Regions from separate parts of the Mus musculus genome. Here region 2 is linked to region 1. Evidence: chromatin loops called from intact Hi-C (ENCODE). Cell type or tissue: left cerebral cortex. All regions are shown on one strand. Links, peaks and the distances in the headings refer to the core of each region. The heading gives the core; the rest is flanking DNA.

What was found. Peaks named below come from ENCODE experiments on the same cell type or tissue, not always from the same donor. Only the 100,000 strongest peaks of a DNase experiment are listed, where the experiment ranks them.
Region 2: a loop joins it to region 1, with 2.5 times the contacts of the local background. A loop is called at or near these places in 4 of 42 quality-filtered maps.

The regions. Positions count from the first base shown.
Region 1 is chr13:21,162,782-21,172,146 of GRCm38, reverse strand. Gm32298 (a long non-coding RNA gene) reads right to left here and starts at 5,810. Exons shown (of 3, transcript XR_382107.1): 1 at 5,781-5,810; 2 at 3,080-3,144; 3 at 1,373-1,583. n-TMcat14 (a tRNA gene) reads right to left here and starts at 4,543; the gene lies at 4,471-4,543. It overlaps n-TKctt28 (a tRNA gene), which reads left to right and starts at 4,000; the gene lies at 4,000-4,072. n-TMcat15 (a tRNA gene) reads left to right here and starts at 2,388; the gene lies at 2,388-2,460. It also overlaps n-TLaag7 and n-TLaag5. In left cerebral cortex, for the core only: a CTCF peak has its summit at 387; DNase peaks (open chromatin) are centred at 3,652, 4,070, 4,516, 4,928 and 6 more places; H3K4me3 peaks cover 4,464 bases; H3K27ac peaks cover 278 bases.
Region 2 is chr13:21,249,338-21,260,837 of GRCm38, reverse strand. Gm32525 (a long non-coding RNA gene) reads left to right here and starts at 6,640. Exons shown (of 5, transcript XR_003950579.1): 1 at 6,640-7,158. It overlaps n-TAcgc9 (a tRNA gene), which reads right to left and starts at 6,618; the gene lies at 6,547-6,618. n-TAagc19 (a tRNA gene) reads right to left here and starts at 1,070; the gene lies at 999-1,070. In left cerebral cortex, for the core only: no CTCF peak of the experiment used is centred there; DNase peaks (open chromatin) are centred at 2,140, 6,658, 7,093 and 7,526; H3K4me3 peaks cover 1,228 bases.

The DNA of each region.
Region 1 (9,365 bases), core at 1-8,000:
TGTTGTTTTCTTTTTCTTTGTCCAATTAATTTTCTTGGTTAGCACACCAATAAAAGGGCCTAATTGTGACGTATCAGTACAAAAAAGTTATTAAACTTCGTTCTTATCCCCTACTTCTTTACTCTCTCTCCCTTCTCTGTTCCCCCCTCCCCACCCCACCCCCGTTTCCAATCTACTTTCACAGCGCATCTAAAGTCACGTCCTCGTGCTCTTTGCAAGCGCATGTTTGGTTTACAAATGGAAGGGAAACAAGACTTTAAATGAAATGTCTATCCTCCTAATTGATCTAGTAGTATTTTTATCGGAGCAACTCAGTTCTTCACTAGAAAAATTTCGTCTTCAGTGCTGGACCACAGAAATGGCCACGTGGTCTGTACAGCGCCTCCTGTCCTGTTCTTCTGCATCTCAGAGCCTGGCAGCACTCAGAGCAGTTCCTGCGATTTGTGCATTTTTTCCCACCACTACAAAAGGCAAACTGGATGTTAGTTAGTCTTGCAGTCCAACCATTAGAAATTGAATTTCTCTATCTCTGTATGTATGTATGTATGTATGTATGTATGTATGTATGTATGTATGTATGTATTATGTATGTATATACATATGTATGTATATGTGTGTGCATGTGTATATATATGTACACACACACACACACACACACACACACACACACACACACGGTATCTACAGACTTGTCATGTGCAACTACTGCATGTCAGAAAGTATCCTGTCAGCTGCAATCAGGAGCTGCAGCTTGTAAATGCTTTTGCCTCAGCACAAGGCAGCCGGTGCGACGGCGGAACCTTCCTCCCTGCTCTACAGTCCCACCATCCGGCCTTGGCGGCTCCGCTGAAGTTCACTCGGGGCGTGCAGCGTGAACGTGGAAAGCAAGACAGGTGGTCTTGAGAAAGAAGCAAAGGTTCACTGTGTCAGGACCGTGGACCAGTTTTAGACTTTGCGGGTGTGATTGTGCACGTCTCTTTTTTCCTTCACTGCACGCCACAGGCTCAACTCTGTGAGTCTAAAGGACTCTATTCCTCCTTCTCTTCCCTGCCTCTTTCTTTTCCTCTCTCCTGACACCCCCACCTTCTTCTCCTCTTCCTAAAGTGTAGACACCCTCTTTCTTTTCCTTTTCCAGCGTGCAATTAAAATCACCGAGTTGCAAGCCTTCATGAGAAGATAATTTCTGAGTTGAGGCCTACCACTGAGAAGGAGGTTCGAGGGCTCCAGGAAATTCTAAGGGGCAACACTAAATCAAGGAGTCCCTAGCTGGTGGGCAAGAGGCAGCACCGAGGCAAGACATTTATGCCATTGTTAATTAATTTACTTTTATTGAAAACATTTCATACAATATATTTTGATCATTTTTGTTTTCCTTTGCAAGGTATTTCTTAGACACACACAGCTCAGATGAGCGCGATTCGGCTTCAAAATGAAATGAGAAGACTGTAGTGATGATGAAGACGTGGTTTTCCGTCTCCTGGTTGGGAAAGAATCCACTTCTTCCGTGGCCTAGGCTGATCTGTCTCTAGTTGCAAGTCGACGCCAGGAAAGCGAAAGATCCACATTCATCCTTCATTCGTTGACTAAGGCCACAAGAAAGAACTTTAGAGTCGTCAGGCCCTAGCCTATATATAGTAGGTGCGGAATAATGTCTCTTAACTTGAATGAATTAAAGAAAACTGTTAACTGTTGCTGGAGCCTTTTGTGTGGTGGACATGCAGAGATTAGGGGAGTGAGTACCACACAAATTACGGGTTTATTAACTGTTGAAGCAATCAGTTAGGAGAGAAGAATCCTAGCTGATGTAAGGGACCGACTGAAAACTGTCCTGTTCAATAGAGAGCACAAAAGTAACCTGTTGGCAGTGGTGGGATTCGAACCCACGCCCCCGAAGAGACTGGAGCCTTAATCCAGCGCCTTAGACCGCTCGGCCACACTACCGTTGATGTAGAGTTTTGAACCATGGCAAAAAACCTCCACTTAGTCGCAATAAAACATTAAAAGAAAAAAAAAAAAAAAAAAAACCGGTTGGCAGCGGTGGGATTCGAACCCACGCCCCCGAAGAGACTGGAGCCTTAATCCAGCGCCTTAGACCGCTCGGCCACGCTACCCCCGTCGAGGGCTGCTTACGTCTCGTCTTTCTGGAGGATCCATAACAGTCCAGACTCCTTTGCACGCGGCTCTCTGCAGCGAGCTTTCATTGTGCACTCTATGCGCTAATGCAGAAGCGCAGGCTCTGTTCTGGCGTTGTATCATGAGGCTTCGCAGCAAAAGCTCTTTTAGGTGCTATCATATCATCACTAAGAAACTACAACTATGAAACGTTAAAAAAAAACCAGCGCTAGTAACAGCAGGAATACGTGATTACGGAAACTCTGACAACGGGTGCCTCCTTAGCGCAGTAGGCAGCGCGTCAGTCTCATAATCTGAAGGTCCTGAGTTCGAACCTCAGAGGGGGCAACCTCAGCTTTTATTTTTTTTTTAATACATTAAACCTTTAATTTTAATTCCTACGAAGAGAATTGAGTTCGTGTGTACGGAGACCCAAAAACTACTAATGAAATGGAACGGGTAGTTTTATTTGTGTAATATAATGGTCTGTTAGAAAGTTATAAAATAGCGATTTTTCTTTTCTTTTTTTTTTTAAAGAATTAAACACGTGACCAGTGTGTTGGACTACACCTATAATATTCCAGCATTCGGGAGGCAGAGGCAGGTGGATCTCTACAAGACGATTTCCGAAGCCCAGACTTTACAATTAAACTTACTAATTTTTCACCATCCATACTATTGGAGCCAGGAGAATTTTCAGGTGCCTTTCAAATGCACTTGGCATTGGTTATTACATAAATACCAAGGCCAGGAAACTCCCTGCCCAGGGTGTAAAAGAAAGGGAAGCCAGAGAGCGAGTATGAAAGGTGTAAGATATGTGTAATTGCCGGTTTGGTCCTTTAAACCATTCTTCTGGTATTGCTTATTATCGGATCATTTCATCCAACTCCTCACGATACTCCATGTCAAAAACGAAACAAAACTAAAATGTAAAAATAAACCACAAACCTTTCTTGACCATTCTCACCAGGCTGGGCTTTCGGTGCTGACAGAATTTCTAAGTCATCCAAACAGCAAGATTCAGGAAAAAGTCTAAAAGAGAAAAAAGTAAGTCGAGGGAGACAAATATTCTGGGTTAAGATGGTATTTTATACACAGCTCTCAGAATCTCTGTGAAGCCAGAAGACTTCAGCAGGTGTTTGTTGGTTTTCCCTTCGCTCATTATGTGCCGGGCACCGTCTAAAGCTGCATTCCTTGTCCATCGGTCCTCTCTCAGTTCCGGATCTGCCGTCCAATTCTCTGTCCTATGGGAGGACCTGGTGTCTACAAATAACACCTCGAAACTCCATCGCCACAGTCTTTCCTGTTAACGTCCGTCAGTAAGACGAGCCAGAGAGAGAATGGCAGGCAGGAGAAAGGAGATCAACTTCGTGTCTGAAGTTTTTTGCTTTTTGTTTTGATTTTAGTTTTTCGTCTGTCAAACTGTCTTTACCTACACTCTATTTGTGTTCCCAAGACCATCTCATTATAGAAGCTATTAACGGCTGAAGCAGCATCCTCATTACCCCCATGACCTGGCCAGTGCTGCCTCCTTAAAGCTATGGTGCCCTTCCTCAGAGACCCTGACCTCTTCACCTGTAGTCCCCAAGCCCAGCAAGGCAGCTATTTTCTGCAACTAATTTCCTGCAACTACTTTCGCTTCATTAACTTAATTAAGAATTACTGTTTCCTAACTCGGTCCTTGCTGTTAAATAAGGGGTGAGGATTTAACACTGAACACCGGAAGAGAAAAATGCTCTGTTGAAGTCTGCATTTCAGAGACAAATAACAGACAATAAAACTCTAAGTTAGTTGGCCAACTATAAAATGAAAAATAAGCAGGAAAAAAAAAAAAATTTGCTTTTCTTGTATCTTTCTTTATTCAATAAAGAACAGCAACCCCTCAGAGCCCGGATAGCTCAGTCGGTAGAGCATCAGACTTTTAATCTGAGGGTCCAGGGTTCAAGTCCCTGTTCGGGCGCTACTGTTTTTTTTTTTTTCTCTTTCCCGGGTCAGCATCTGTCTAGTGAGGTGCCTTATGTTTCTTAAGGGGTTTCTCGACGACTAAAGCAGGAAACCAGATATTTTTGAACAACTTTATTTAGCCAGATCTGTAAACCTACATCACATCAATATCGAGTGTAAAGTGGTAACGAACTTTCGTATCTATTAAAATAGGAGGACTTCAGGTAAAATCAAGTACTAGCTCTTCATCTATGAGTTCCTTTTTTCAATAAATTAAGTTGTTGGATAGAGTGCTGTCTGAAGAAGAAACGTGGGTAGAAGAACCCTTTTTAACTGGAATAAGATGGTAACCAGCTAGCTCATGTTCTAGAATTCAGGAGGCAATTCAAGTTTTTAACAGCCAGAAAAAACAACTGCCCCCTCTGAGGTTCGAACTCAGGACCTTCAGATTATGAGACTGACGCGCTGCCTACTGCGCTAAGGAGGCACGTGGTGCTCCGGTTGAGACATTCAGTTTTAGTAACATATACACATTGTGTTTTGCCTACGTTGGCCCAAATTCTAAAAACTCTCCTTCACCGTCCCCCCGCCCTGAAAATATCTGGAAGATTCAACAGCTCCCCAAACCTCAACTAGATTAAAAAAAAAAAAGTCATTTTGATATTTTGATCCTTCTGCTCCCCCTCAGGACATATATGCGAGGGGTTGCGGTCTTAACAAAAGCATTTCCTCAGCCAGTCATTCCATCTTCTCACCCTTTTCGCTGCACATCAAATATGCAAGGTCGTCTTCCTAAGTCCCATAGACTTTTCAACACACTGCACGCAATCATCTTACTACCCTTCGTTCCAGGAGTCCAAAAGGGGCACAAGAGAGCTCAAAACTTAACGAATAAATTGTTCTTTATATAAACTCCCGGGAATCTGTTAGTGTGAGAACAGGAAAGAGTGAAAACTGGAGCTACCCAGATTTGCGTGGGGGTTGAACTGGTTTCACACTAGGATTTCTCTCGTTCTTAGTGTCTCCCTCGGATCTGGGAATCGTTCATTGAGTGTTTGGTTTTCCGCGTAAAGTGCAGAAGTTGGAGAAAACACAGAAACCATTTAAAATACTTTCCCCACCCCCCCGGAAAGCAAAGTGGTTTTATTGTCTCTGTCTCTGCTGTTGCTGAGAACCCCGACTTTCCATTTATAAAGTGTTCTAAGTGTCATAAGCATTACAATGTTCCAAGTGACCCAGTCATGGATCTTCAGTGCCCAATGTTAGTGTGTGTAGTCCAGTTTGTATAGCCCTGAGTGGTTACCCTGTAATGTAGAGTAACTGCTAGTTTGTATCAAGTAATGTGGACAGTGCTAATTTGTATCAAGATTCTGAGGTTGTTTTTGTTTTTGTTTGTTTGTTTTTTTGTTTTTTTTTGTTTTTTGTTTTTTGAGTCTATGAATAACACAACGGTATTTTTCAAGAGTTCAGATAATGAAGATGAGAAAGATTAGCATCCAAATGCCAGCATCACCACCCAGACAACACAGGAAAACTCTGATTATCCTATTTTAACAACAGACAGAAGGACACACAACTGGATTAGGGAATAGATTATCAAAACAGAGCTAACTGCTCTTCACAGAATGAAGAATTTAGATGTGGAAGCATATAGGGAGCGTACTAGTCAAGGTTTCCTAGAGGAACAAAATAGATAGAATGAAGGATTTATTAGAGTGGCTTACAGGCTGTGGTCCAGCTAGTTTGACAATGCTGTTCACCAATGGAAAGTCCAAGAATCCAGTAGTTGTTTAGTCCATAAGATTGGATGTCTCTGTTGGTCTTTAGTATATGCTGGAATCCTGAAGAAGTAGGCTTTAATGCCAGTGAAGGGATGGACTGGCTAGCGAGAGCAAGCAGCAATAAGAGAGCAAGCTTCCTTCTTCCACGTCATTTATATATACTTCCAGCAGAAGGCGAGGCCCAGATCAAAGGTGTATCTTCCCACCTCTAAAGGCATTATCTTCCCATCTCAAAAGATCCAGAAGTAGGTCTTCTCACTTCAAATGATTAAGATTAAAAATCTCTCCTAGGGGTACCTAGATGCTTGGATTTTAGTTAATCTAATTTTATTCAAGTTGACAACCAAGAGTAGCCTCCACAGGAAGAATAGCTACCACAAGGAAAAACTAAAACTCGCAAGTCCAGAATGAGTCAGACAGTAAAAAGCAGACAATAAAACATTCCCAAGCAGCATCATTGCTCAGTTGAAAGTAGCACTGTGCATTATAGATGAACAGATGCTGTCTTAGGGCTTGTCTTACCTTGGTTTCAGTTGTTGTAATAGAACACTATAAAAGAGGCTTAGGCAGGAAACGACTTATTTCACATTCAAGTTGTAGCTCATCATCTAGGAAAGTCAGGGCAGGAACGAAAGGGGGAAACCTGCAGGCAGTGAAGCAGAAGCCATGCAGGAGTGTTGCTTACTGGCTTGTTCCCTAGGACTTACTCAGCAGCTTTCTAATACACCCCAGGATCACCTGCTCAGGGGTGGTACCACCTATAATGGTTGGGTCCTCCCATGCCAATTACTAATTAATCAAGACAATGGCTATAGATTTGTCTATAGGCAAGCTGTTGGGAACTCTCCAGAAAACTCTAGCCTTGCCAAATTGTCAGGAAACAAACAAACAAACAAACACAAAATAGCCTAGACATAGCTCCTGAGTTTAAGAAATTGTAATCTCAGAGAAAGAGAGAGAGAAAGAGAGAGAGGGAGAGAGAGGGAGAGAGGGGGAGAGAGAACATTTTAATGCCATGGGCTAGCCCCAGTGCAGATCTTATTTGGACCTCAATCTCCTTATCAAGTCATGCATCAAATCAGAGCCACAGGAAAATAAAATGTTTCCTTTAGCTCTTAAGTACTGTCATTTGGAAAATGACCTTGGAAACAATCTTGATTAGTACAAACACTTAGTGAAACCTTATGTACTGGTTAATTTCTTTTGTCAGCTTGACCGGGTTCAGAATCCCCTAAGATGGCTTGCCTATGGTATGTCTGTCTGGAGTTTCCAGAGATATTTAACTGAGGGAGGAAGACCTACCCTGGGTGTAGACAGCTGGATGGAATAAAAAGGAAAAAGCCCAGAGCTGTCATTTGTGTGCTCACTGTGGACTCAGTGAGACCAGTGCCTTCACACTCTCCCTGCTGTGACTCCCTGCACAAGGAACAGCACCCACAGACTGGGAGCCACAGTAAACTCTCCTTCCCACAAGGGGCTTGTGTCAGCTATTTGGCCTCAGTGACGATAACGGTACCATTCAGTATAGGAAACGTGACAAATGGTTATTGATAATTGATCATATTTAACAGACAGTACAAATAGAAAAATTAGCAAATTCTATTCAGTCTCTAAACTTACTATAGAAAGTGAGAAAATATTCCTTAGACTGTTTGTTTGGTTTGGTTTGGTTTGGTTTTGTTGGGGGAGGGCTGGGGGGAGGGTGAGTCGGTGTTGAGACACAGTTTCACCTTGTATTTGTTGTGGTTTGTATATGCTTGACCCAGGGAGTGGCACTATTAGAAGGTGTGGCCCTGTTGGAGTAGGTGTGGTCTTATTGGAGTAGGTGTGTCACTGTAATTGTAGGCTTTAAGACCCTCATCCTATCTACCTGGAAGTGACTATTCTGCTAGCAGCCTTCAGATGAAGATGTAGAACTCTCAGCTCAGCCTGCACCATGCCTGCCTGGATGCTGTCATGCCCCCTCCTTGATGATAATGGACTGAAACTCTGAGTCTGTAAGCCAGCCCCAATTAAATGTTGTCCTAATAAAAATTACCTTGGTCATGGTGTCTGTTCACAGCAGTAAAACCTTAACTAAGACATCATCCTTGGCTGGCCTGAAACTCACTCTGCAGACCAGCTAGTCCCAAACCCATGGAGATCTGCCTGCCTCTGCTTCTTGGATACCAGAATTAAACCTGTGACACTTTGCCCTTCTTGTATTGCTTACACTTTTGATATCCTCATAGCCTATGTCACTGCACAGGGTGTGACTTGCTTACTTAAGATAGCAGGACTTTCTATTTTTTCTCAGGGTTAGGATCATGTTTCAGAGTCATCAAAGTATAAATGAACGCTTAATGGTTTGTTCCTTTGCTCGGGAAAGTTGGGAGATAACAGCACCAGGTGTGTATTGACAAGATGGTTTTTGTGGTTCCGGGTCACAGCAAAGATGTCAGAAGGTTGGTCTGGTCTAAACCGCATTTCCAAACTGTAATACAGGAGGAATATGCTTCTGTAACTTGGGAAGGTTGAAGGATTAACACTGGGGGAAGGACTTGAATAAGTTCTATACTTACATTTTTAATAAGGCTTAAAGATCAATGTGATTTTTTTATTAGTTAGGCAGTACGCCATCCATCAAACTGAAAGGGGTTCCAGTACGGGGACTTAGGAGGAGGCTTTAGACGTGCAAAAGGATCAATAAAGTAGAAATTAGCAACAAGAAAAAAGAATCGATCATTTCATGTTTCCTTCCCCTATGATTAAAGCAGGGCTCTTCTTATTATACTGGCTCAGGTAGACTGCGCCCCTTTTGACTGGTGGCTGGCGGCTGCTTGTGTTTTACACTTGTTTATCTGGGTTGTTTCAAAGTTCTGTTTGATTACTTAATAGAGCAAGAGACTCTGCTCTGATTTGGTCTGTTGGGAGGAACTAAATTCTGAGCTATGGCTTCATAAATTTTATTTAGGGATATCCTATTTAATAATCGTGACAAAAATTCATATGCTAAGAAAAAGAAAGAGAAATTTTGGAGTTGTTTATTTTTTAGATTGGCTGTTTACACTAGCAAACAAAGTAATGGTCTAAGCATGGCACTTTCCATCATACTGTTTTCAGTTGTTCGTCTTTCCTGCTGCCCTGCCCATGTCATTTATGCTTGCCATAGGCAAAATTCTGAGTATTCATGATGTTTTGTTGTTGTTGTGGTTTTTTTTTTGTTGTTTTTTGGTTTTGGTCAGGGTTCTATTGCTGTGAAGAGACACTATGACCACTGTAATTGCCATAAAAGAAAGCACTTAATTGGACTGCCTCAGAGGTTTAGTCCATTATGATCCTGGTAATGGTGGGAAAGCAGGGCTGCATACAGACAGACTTGGTGCTGGTGAGGTAGCTGAGACTCTTACATCCTGATCAGACAACAGGAAATGAATGAAGACTCTGAGCCCAGCTCGAGCATTTGGCACTCCAGAGCCCAGCCCCAGTGATACAATTCCAACAAGGGCACATCTCCAAGGAGCATATATCTGCCAAGTAGCGTCAAAC
Region 2 (11,500 bases), core at 2,128-10,127, 87 kb before region 1:
AGAAAGAAGCCTTGTATCTGGCCAGTACTGGTTAGACTGTAGAAGAATGCTGTAGCCCAACGGAAATGACAGGCACTAACGAGGAAAAGGTCTCTGGATTCTTAGTTTGTGGCCCGAGAAGCTGATAAACACCGTGGTTATTTTTGAATTAACTATTTAAAGTGTTCTTAGAAGTTAGTAGCTTACGGTTACATCTCTCAGACGTGTAATATTGGTCAGTAGTTGGCAGCACAGGGTGATTTAACCAGAAGGATTAGCAAGCTCAGCAGCCTAAGACTCACACCTTAATGTCCTCCTTCCTTAGGGCCAAGTCGCTTCAGCACAAAACCCTATTATAACTGATTGCTCAAAAATGCTGTAGTCAGACGGAAGGAAGAGTAGGCTTCTATTGTTCTCTTCAAGAACTTGATTAATCCATAACCTAGCCTGGTAATACTCCACCAGCCCTCCACCTCCAGGTTTAAAAGCTCTTGATTCATCTGTAACCAAGAAGAATGCCAGTGAGGCTTACTCTGGGCTTGGCTGGGGACGGGGTGAGGTGGGGTAGCAGACGGAATAAAGAAAACTTTTCTAAAATCCTTTGACTTGTTAATATCAGTGTCTTAAGTTGCAAGTATAACCAAAAGTTCAAAGGAGGAATATCTCCTAGACGAACAGCCCACTAGACAAAGCCCCTTACAGTAGTGCTACAAAATCAGTCACCATCTTTTATAAAGTGGTGGGTTTTTCAGTGTGAAGGAGCGGGAAGAGTCAGAACACCACCCTTCCGCATTCAGAGGTGCAGCTATGCATCTTCCCTGAGCCCACACTGGCGCCACAAGAGCGTCCCCGAGCGTGGCGCAAGTATAGCGCCTAATACAGCCGGTTAACTAAGCCCGTGCGTTTGCGAACAGCAGTAACAAATTAGTAGGAACCGCTAAGTCGCTTAACAAAGCAGACTAAAGAGAGGGTTGGAATTCTTAAAAATGAACGCACCTTCCTTCCCCACATCAAAAGCCTGGAGATGCTGGGGATCGAACCCAGGACCTCATGCATGCTAAGCATGCGCTCTACCACTGAGCTACATCCCCACCACTTGAAATCTAGTGTTTCCTACTCATCTTTATAAAATTCCTAGACTTGGTACTTTTATTCGTCAAAAAAAATTTTTTTTTAATTTAAAAAAAAAAAAAAAAAGAGCGGTCTTGTAAGAAGGGTATTCTGACCAACCTGCACTTTCATCATAGACAATAAGGGATATATAAAGAGTCTAGGGTTGGAGACCTCAGTTTAAAAGTGTGCGGGATCCTCTTTTCTTTCTACAGGACCAAGGAGAGATCCTTCCAGGAAAGATGAGGAACCGTTTGCCAAGATTAATTGCGCAGAGGAAGAAAGCACTCATTTGCTGTTGCCATACCGTCTCTGCATTCTGTTCCCGAGCTACGAAAGACAATGAAAAATAGGAGCATTGGAGGACAGGATTCTACAATAAAACCCAGCTCCCCTGTCTCAGCTACGGAAAACGTTTTAAGAATCAAGATGTTAGATTCCCCTTCCTCCGATCCTCGCCGCTCCAGGCTTTATCCAAAGGAAGCCAATGAAACCCACAGAACACGAAATCTCAGACTCTTCAGTGACTCTTGAGAGGAGACAGGGATGCAGTCAGGAGTGCGCTTCCTCGCCGACTCGGCTCCTTTTCTCTGGGGTTTACCTACTGTACACATAGTGGCCCTTCCACTTTTGGAAAGTTCCACTCAGGAAGCCGAATCTTATACCTGCCTGGAGAGTTCAGGAAATTCCTCATATACACAGAGACCTTTCAGCAGACCAGGAGAATGGGAACACCAGGGAAACTGAGACAGAACTAAGGATTCAGAAGGAAGAGGATGCTCCTGCTGCTCTTCTCCTATTTTTCCTTGTCAAGAGGGCTTAATTTCAGTGTTAGAGTAGACTTAAAGTGACTGGTCTAAATTAACCACTCTTTTCTGTTTCCTTTTGTAGGTAACTGTTTCACTAGGAAGATCATGCCTGGGGCAGTCATCACATATCCTAGGCTACCTGTGGTGTCTCTCACTTGTAATCCTAGCATTGGGGGCAAAACCGGGACGATTGCCATAAATTTAAGGCAAAGCCTGTGATACAAAATGCCTTTAATCCCAGCACTTGGGAGGCAGAGGCAGGCGGATTTCTGAGTTCGAGACCAGTCTGGTTTTCTGAGTGAGCTCCAGGACAGCCAGGGCTACACAGAGAAACCCTGTCTCAAAAACAAACAAACAAAAGCCCCTGTTACAAAAGACCTTAATATTTCGAGATTAAAAAAAGAAAAACCGAGGAAAGATCCACGACCATCATTTTAGCATATTCTATTCTAAATATTCTGTTGGATATCAAGGAACGTGATCTATGTGAAACCACATGCAAAGCTGGCTCTGCCTCTCCCCCTCCCTCTCTCCTCCTCCCCTCTCCCCACTCCCCTTTCCCCCTTCCCCTCTCGCCCCTCTCCTTCCTCCTTTCCCTTCCCCTTCTTCCCCCTCTCTTCCCTAAAGAAATGTGTCTCTGTCCTTGTGTTTTAGAGTTCTGCTGTGGTATGGCACAGCACAACACCTGTAACACAGTGCTTGGAAGACGAAGGGAACAGAATTGCCACAAGTTCTCGCCAGGCCTAGAAAGCACGGGAAAGGGGCACTGGGGAAAGGGTGGGAAGGAGATAACAGTAATGAAATTGTATTCTCTGAAAAGAAGCCATGATAAAGCACGCATGCACATGCATATAGAATGAGACAGACAGACAGACAGACAGACAGACAGACAGACAGGCAGACAGACAGATGAGAATGTATGACACACGGGTCCAGCAGAGGATGGAAGAGGTTATCTGTTTCCTGGAATCGCAGTTACTGAGGGTCGTGAGCTGCCATATGGTGTTATGAATCAAACCCTCCATCCTCCGGAAGAACAGCCAGTGCTCTTGACCACCCAGCCTTCTCTCCATGCTCAGTAGCTCTAAAGACAAAACAAAACAAATCCGGTTCTTAGCTGAAACTATACAATGTATGCAAATTGACGAGTTTGGGCGTGTGTGTGCACCACTGGAACCATCCTCATGGTCAAGGAAGCTAACACACTCATCATCTCCAAAAGCTTCTTTCTGGTTTCACCTGTGTGTGCAACTGTGTGTTCATTTGTTTATGCATTTGTGTGTGCACCTGTGTGTGTAAAGAACATTTAACTTGATTTCTGCATTCAATGTTTTCAATGTAAAATACAGTACTGTTAGCTACAATTGCAACTTTCCCTCTTAATCTTAAAAATCTTAAAAGCAAGACTCAAAAGGTCCTCTGAAGGGATTGCACACTCTATACAGATTTGGGGAGTACAAGGTAACCCAAATTCCTAAGTAGCACCAAGTGGTGCCCAGGCTGCCTGACCACACTCACCTGACAGTTCACAATGCTCCCCAGAGTCCCTATATGGACTGCAAAAGGCAGGATATTAAATGCACTGAGAATAATAGTACAAATAGTAAATTCTATCAAGAGGTGGAACTTTGGATGGATGTGTTTTGGAGGATGGTCCTCCTTCTTCTGAGCAGCTTTTCCTGAAAGCTGTGACCAAGCATCACTAAGTTAGCCTGATCAGTAAGTTGTGTCATCAGGTTCTCAAGATAGTTTTAGTTCCTTGAAAGTCTCCACTGAACTGAAAGAGCAAAGGAGAGAGAAGGGCTGTTTATGTTAAGTAGTGCATGTCTGTCTGTCTGTCTGTCTGTCTGTCTGTGTATGCATGTGTGTGTGGTGTTTATACATATGTGCCCATGTGTACACAGGTGTACCTACCTAGTCATAAGTATGTGGAGGACAGAGGTCATTCTCTATAACTCTGTCTTATTTTTGAACTTTATTTGTTTGTTTATTTATTTATTTATTTAGTCTGTGTCAGGGGACAATTTGCAAAAGTTGGTTCTTGCTTTCCACAGCATGGGTCCTGGAAAGCCAACTCAGGTCATTGGGATCGGTGGTCGGCACCTTTACAGGCTAAGTCATCTCACTGGCCCTTATTTTATTATTTTTTTTACACGTTACAGGGAGGATTTGGGGGCTGGCTTATGTAGCTATCTGAACCTGAGAGGGGAAGAACCTGGTAGTCGCTCACTGCAGAAAGCTGGGTGGCTGGGTGCCTCTGCAGTCCTGATTTGCTCACCTGAGTTTTTGAGATGTCTCTCACGAAGGAACCTGCAGCTTGTCCTTTCGGTTAGTTAGCCAGTCAGTGGTAGCGTCTGGCTTTACTATGCATATGATGGAATTCAAGCTCAGCTCCTGCTCAAGCACCTTGCTGGCCACTGAGCCTTCTCCCCAGCGCCTGGATTGTTATTGGTTGGTTGGTTGGTTGTTTTTGATGTTGCTTATTTGTTTGTTATTTGAGAAACGCTCTCACTCTGTAGCTTTATAGACCAAGCTGGGCTTAAAATCACAGTGATCCTCCTGCACCAGTTTCCTAGATGCTGAGGTTGTACGGTGTGCCTCCTCCTCCATTCCCTGCTGAAGTGAAATCAGATGGATAAGGAACTGGTTACATAAAAACCCAGAAACAGCACATCTGTGAATGCGAGAAAACAAGCCACATGGCGAGAGAGTCATTGGGAGAAAGGGCGTGGTTGGTTTAAACTTGAAAACACAGTCCAGAGGTCAGTGTTTCAGGATGTTGGGAAGGGTGGATGGGAGCTTGGATTTCATATAACTAATGTCTCGATTTTCATTATTAGTCTTACAAACTTAGTTTTGCTTAGGTAGTCATGTTCCCCATACACAGAGATGAACAAGAGGTCAGTCATGCAGGTAAGCTATGCCTCTTAACCCAGCAAAACCAATACCTTTCCTTTCCAAGAACTATTTTGTAACTTGTTCTTTGTTATCCTGAAATAAAAGTGAGTTAATTTAGACTAGATATATACCTTTCCTTCAAAATCTACAAGTCCCTAACTAGTATGAGAAATAAAAGCAAGTTAGTTTGACATATCAAATAAAAAAAATTACATGAACACTCAGAATGACTGCTTAGAAAATATCACTATACAGAAATGTTCTGTACCTTAGAACAACAACAACAACAACAAAAAAAAACAACAACAAAAAATCAGGCACAATGAATGAAGTAAATAGGAGGAAAAGCAGATACTTGGTATGAACTTCAAAAGCCATGCTTACACTCCCCTTGCCCAGGCTGATTTCCAATGTAATCAGTGATTTTAGACAAGTCTCAAAGCATACTTCTACAATTTAAAGAAAAGAATAAAAATAAATTAAAGTAGAAGATATACTCCTGGTGTACTGATGTGCAAAACGTTCCGTAGAAAAGGAACCTTGAGGTTCTACGCGCCTATGCTTCAGAACTCCATCTCCCTGCTTGAGTTTCAATCTGATTCTCCGACAGTTACAATGCAGACCTCAGGAACCTGAGAAGGAGTGACTCACTGTCCAGAATCCAGACTTAACTGGGTTCTCAGGACTCTCAGTCTTTGTTTTCCTCCATTAACTGTTTATTCAGTTTACATCTCGATCGATCGCAGCTCCTCCCAATCTCCTGCTCACACATCCCCTTTTCTTTCCCCTTCATCTGTGAGTAAGGTGAGGTCGCCCCTGGGTACCAGTCCATCCTCACACCTCATGTCACTGCAGGACTAGGCACAAACTCTTCCACTGAGGCCAGCCAAGACAGCTCAGTTAGAGGGACAGGGTCCACAGGCAGGCAACAGAGTCCGGGTGGAGTGGACAGCTCCAGTTGTTGGGGGACCTGCTTGAAGACCAGGCTCCAAGCCTGCTGCGTATGTTGCAGGGCAGAGGGGCCTATGTCCTTGTATATTCTTTGGTTGGTGGTTCAGTTTCTGGAAAGGTCTTTTAGGAGTTCGCATCAAGGTGTTCTACAGCTGTGTTTTGTTGTTACAGTGGTATTACTGGGGCTTGAATCTACAGCCTCCCACCAGATAGGACAAAATCCCCAGCCTTTAAAGTTTTATTCTAAGTTGCTCAGGCAGACATGATATGATATTAACTTTTGATCTTTTTACCTTAGCCTCTGGGAAGCTGGGCCTTGACATCCAGCACCATCTTTTCTCTAGACCTCCCACAGTGAGGATGATCAGCTGTCCTGCACAAAAGCAGGTAATAAAACCAAAGGCAGGGAAAGAACTCAAATGGTAACTGTTAAGTGCCTCCAGTGTGTGAGAGACTATTCAGGAGACCCCTGAAGTCCTATTCTCAATGAATGTTAGCAATGGATGCTATTAGTACCTCCCGTAGCCCCACAATTTCCCAAAAAATAAGTTAGAGTCATTTTCTTTTTAATAAGCGTATCCCTTGGTGAGCCTGTGCATCCTTCCTTCTGAATCCTCTCACAGGATGATTTTTTTTTGTCCAACAACCACCTTCGAGCTGTCTCTAGGAAGGCTGCAGTGTTTGAATAGTCAAATAGAAACGAAACAAACATACGAATATAAAATGCTTAAAGAAATTATCATAAGAAAGGAATTTAAAAGAACAAAAAATAAATAAATAACTTTTTGAGAAAAAGTCTTGGAGATGCCGGGGATCGAACCCGGGGCCTCATACATGCGAAGCATGCGCTCTACCACTGAGCTACATCCCCCTCCGTGGTGTAAAAGCCACACACAATTCCTATCTTTTAAAACATCCAGCGTGCTCTTCATAACGGTTCCGTTTTTTGGGAAGGCACTATCTAAGACAGGTTTCAGCTGCACCGAAGCAGCTCCTCCCGGGACCCTCAACAAAGCTCAGGATCGCCGGAAGAAAAGACAGTTTGAGAAGCTTTCTCCACACTACCGATTCTTCTGGTGACCAAGTCGCATTCCAGGCACAGGCAGATTGAGGGAACCGAAGGATTTCCCACCCCCCTATTCTGGAACATTTTCTTCAACTCCAAGACCCCAAACTAAAGTCTGATTAAATCCAATGCCAATGAAAATGTTGTAAGATGAAAACGTTAACACCCATCCTGGTCTTTGTTCACATTGGCAAGGGTTATCTAAGCCCACCTGACTGTAAAGCGGGGACCCGCAGACTTCATCTTCACCGGGTAGGGGACCTAGAAGGTTCTTTCTGCGCCTCCTCAAAGGGCCCTGGCTGCAGCACCTTCACCCTGGATCCGTACAGCTAGAATCTCCGACAGGTAAGAACATCACTAAACGCCACCTCAGCTCAGCGGTCGCAGCCGCAGACAAAAACAAAGGTTCTGTTTCTCGGTTCAGAAAGTCTGCAGCATAGAGTGGGCATCAAAGACACGATCCAGGAAAGCGGTCATTAATTAATACATCGAACTTCATTAAAAGTAAAACGGAGCCTGTAAAAAAAAAAAAAATTAAGACACTCTAAGACAATTTCCGCAGGCTGGGGAAAAAATACTGTTCTGTCATGCTTGATAAATAGGATATCCCAAATATTCAAAGCATGATGGTGAAGGTACCTCCGGAGGCTGGAGCAACAGGATTGCTGAGTTTGGAGGAGTCTGGACCACATATTGATTTCCAGACCAATCTGGACCACAGAAAGAGATCCTGTCACAACATAAAACAAACTCCGAGCTGCCTTGAATTACTCCATTGTGTTAAACTCCACTGTCTCTGACGGTTTGCACTCTGCCATGTGTGCTGGGTAGAGGCCTGGAAGTCTATACCGCATAGGTTCTGAGTTGCATAGACTCCTCCGTTCCTTCACAGCCAAGCTTCAACTTTCACCAGAAACCTATGGGCAAATTCTTTGAAATTACATATGTCTTTTTAGATTCAGGGTTTTATCTATAGCTTTATAATCGATTGATAAATTTTGCCTGACGCTGAGGAGATAGCTCAGTGGTAGAGTGCTTACGGAACATTCATGAGGCCCTCCCTTGGCCCAATGTCCCTCACTACAAAAAGGAACTTTGAATCCATTGTTGCATTCTTTCTACGCGGTGCATTGGCATATGATCCTATGAAAAACTTGCCCTTCCCTTCCTTTTTCTTTTCCTCTCTCTTTCATACCAATGCAGACTCGGGTGTTCTTATATTCTATAGATCATTGTCCTTTATCGTTCAATAACTGGTTTCATTCTTGATGTTTCTAAAGCCTATAGAAAGCCCTATGACCTTTAAGCATCCCATTAGTTTCTACTCACTTCCTTACACTCTGGCATGGAATGATGCTCTGGGTTTATATTGTATTTTCCCTGTCCCAGTTCCCCTTAAAACAACAAATTTTCCCAGAACACTGGTTTTCTTTTAGAGATCTCCATACTAAGAAATCAATATACAATAGTTTATGAACTATTTTAGTAAGCAAACCTAGGACAAAGATGTCCTTTGTCTTTGTTGAAATTTTGTGTAATCCTTCTCTCGAGGTTTGCAACATTGACTTCATTCAAACGCACACACACACACACACACACACACACACACACACACACAACTAAAATTATGTACTAAATAGAACGCAGGATCCAAGTGCCATTTCATGGTATCTAAAGGGATCGTGTCAAAGTGCGGCACATAATTTTCACTAGAAATCACCCTCTTGTTTCTATTGTGTCATATTTTTAAAAATATATCAATGATGTTTTGAACTTTATACACGTATACAATGTATTTTGATAGTGTTATATTTTTGAGGGCTTTTTATTTTCCTGCTGATATTCACATTTTATAAATGCTTTCCCTTTCTCTGTGTTAAACCTATTTTTAAATTTTAATGCATAAGACATAAATACGTTTCCAAGGAGCAAATCTATACAGTGGTATCAAGTTGCTGTATCTTGGGATGTGGTCAGGTGGGCCAATGGGAGTGCCCTTCAGGCATCATCTTAGGAGCTGACTTAGGGGCTAAGAGTGTAGCACTTAGAATACTGCCTTAGCCTTGTTAACCGTTTCCTGGTTTGGCTTCAAGGTAGAACATAGTCCAGCAGGTTCAGAAAGAACCAAGTTGTGTCAAAGGCTCTATGTAGCCAGTACATTTTAGGTTCTGAAAACTCAGCGATAGAAAAACCTCGCTGGGGTATTTATGAAGCAAGGTTTGATGTTGCTAGTGTAGCTCAGGAGAGGCAGGCTGAGCATGCTAAGACCCTGGGGTCAGCACCATCTCTTCCACCCACAAATCCATCTTTTAGGCTGAAGACCATGAGCTCGGATTCCTGCAGTTCTTAGCTTACTTACATATTGGCAATCTTTCGCAGCATATTTGTTAACCTCTTTGAGATTTAAGAAGCTACTTTGCTTATTTCTATAAACTTGGACTTTTTTCACGAGGTATAGTGTTTTGTTTAACTTGGCGGATTCTATGTATTTTCCGTGTGCAATATGATTACTTGAAATGCACAAATTTTAAACATATATTCACACATAAATTTCAAAATGGCTTAATAGAATTTATCAGTGTATGTGTCTTCAATCTTATGAAGACCTTTCTCCTTCCATCTGTCCTTCCTGTGAGTGGTTGAGAAGTGGGAAGGGGAGGGAGAGAGGGAGAAAAGTTGGAAAGGGAAGACAAGGAGCAGGTGAAAGAGGAAGGATGGGAAGGATGGTCTATGCGAAGCCTTTGTGGAAGCTCAGAGGAGGGAGTAGCCATACATCTACACTTACTTGGGGTTCTTGATTTGTCCTTCTGGATGACCCCTACTAGCAGTCTAAACTTGGGGTCCCAACGAGAACTTCGATGGACCAACACAATTTTGATCATACAATTCAGTTTATGAAGCAAAATTGTTTCTGGGTATCACCTAAATGAAGAAATATTTTAGAAAACTGAGCGTAAAACAAGGTTTGAGAAAAAGATAAAGGACTCTCAAGTTCTAATATCTGGCAAGGGGAAATGGCAGTTGCTTGGTTTGCTACTGTAGGATTGAGTCACTGCTGATGATAGGTATTCAGTAACATGATACACTCCAGAATCTCCACAAACTACCTTCTGCTTACATTTTCATAAGTTCTTAACCTCATTCAAGAAAAGCTTTTCTGTCCCTCTCATAATTTTATACTCACCGCCATTATGTGTTAGTAGATTTTGCTTCATGCTTTCATGAGCTATTGTTTCTTAGGAAACATCTGCATCTCTAGTTGTGCCATGAGATGTTTCATGCACTTGGCTCTCCAGTCACTTTGAACTGTCGTTGATTCTGACTGAACTTCAAAATAACCTTGATAGCATCCTGCACTAATTAAACATCAGGGAAAGAGGGATTGCGAGTTTGAAGCCATCCTGGTCTATCTAAGGTGTAAGTTCTAGGACAAAAGTCTTTTGGAGAGATCTGGTTGTGATGTGTAAAAAAAAAAAAAAAAAAAAAAAAAAAAAAAGTCACTTTTATTTCTTTGGTTTGTGTGTGTGTGTGTGTGAGTTTGAGATTTGGTGGCATGTAGTCAGGCTGGCAATGTTTATATATATAATCTTTCAGCAAAGCTGTATTACCAGGGAACCTGAAGATCTTTGAAGATTCTGAGTAACTAAAGAACTAGATTAATAAAAGAATGTAGCTCACTGGGCGTGGTGGCGCACGCCTTTGATCCCAGCACTTGGGAGGCCTAGGCAGGCGGATCTCTGAGTTCGAGGCCAGCTCTGGTCTAAAGAGCTACAGAGAAACCCTGTCTCGAAAAACAAATAAAAAGAGAAGAAAAGTGCGCCTCAAGAATTTTTCTTTAAATTTCTGAGCGGTGCCTTCTAGGATGTGGGTAATCAGAAAGGTGTCTGGGACTCCTGTCTGTCTGTTTCTCCCCACAGCCTTTTCCTCCACACTGCCAGGGAGGGCTCTAATCCGTACTGTAGAACAGAGTCCAGATCCTTCTGAATGGGGAAGCTGGGTGCACTGGACAACTAACAACACTTTTCAAATCTCAAGCATCCGAGAACGACAAAAGGGTTGAGAAGGGAAAAGAAAACTGACAAGAAATAAAAGAAAAACTCTTCTTTACGTGACTGTGGTGACTCTGCTGGGAAAGCATGAAGGACCTGAAGAAGGTTCTAGGCTCAATCCTGAGGCTTGGTGAATTGGACTTTTACTAGTGTGAGATTATTCCTCTGTAATATGGGAATTTCGAATGATTAGTACAACAGTCTCCGGTACCGTTGGTGTAATGTAGTCTGTTGATGTTCAAATCTTCACCTAGGAAAGCTACAATTTGATTTTGTAATGATTTAATAACTCGGTAATTCTTTCTTTTCCTCCTTCACCCTCTCTTCTTTTCTTCCTTCCTTTGCTCTTTTATTTTTGAAATACTGACAGTTCAGCTCTAGGCTCAGCACTTAAGACATTTTTAATTTGGTAATGAGCTTGACAATCAAAGCCCACGTCTATTGTTTTGATTGTACATGCATTGGTAAGGAAAAGTAACCGAATGTGACTGTGGGAAAGAGTGAAGCGGCTCTCAGCCGCTACTGTTCAAGGGCCCACAGCAACTGGAGAGGAAAAATACCACATAGCATCTCCAAGGAACCTGAGCTGTCACCGTTATCGGGTCATCTGTACACGAGGAACAGTAATCATTTAATTT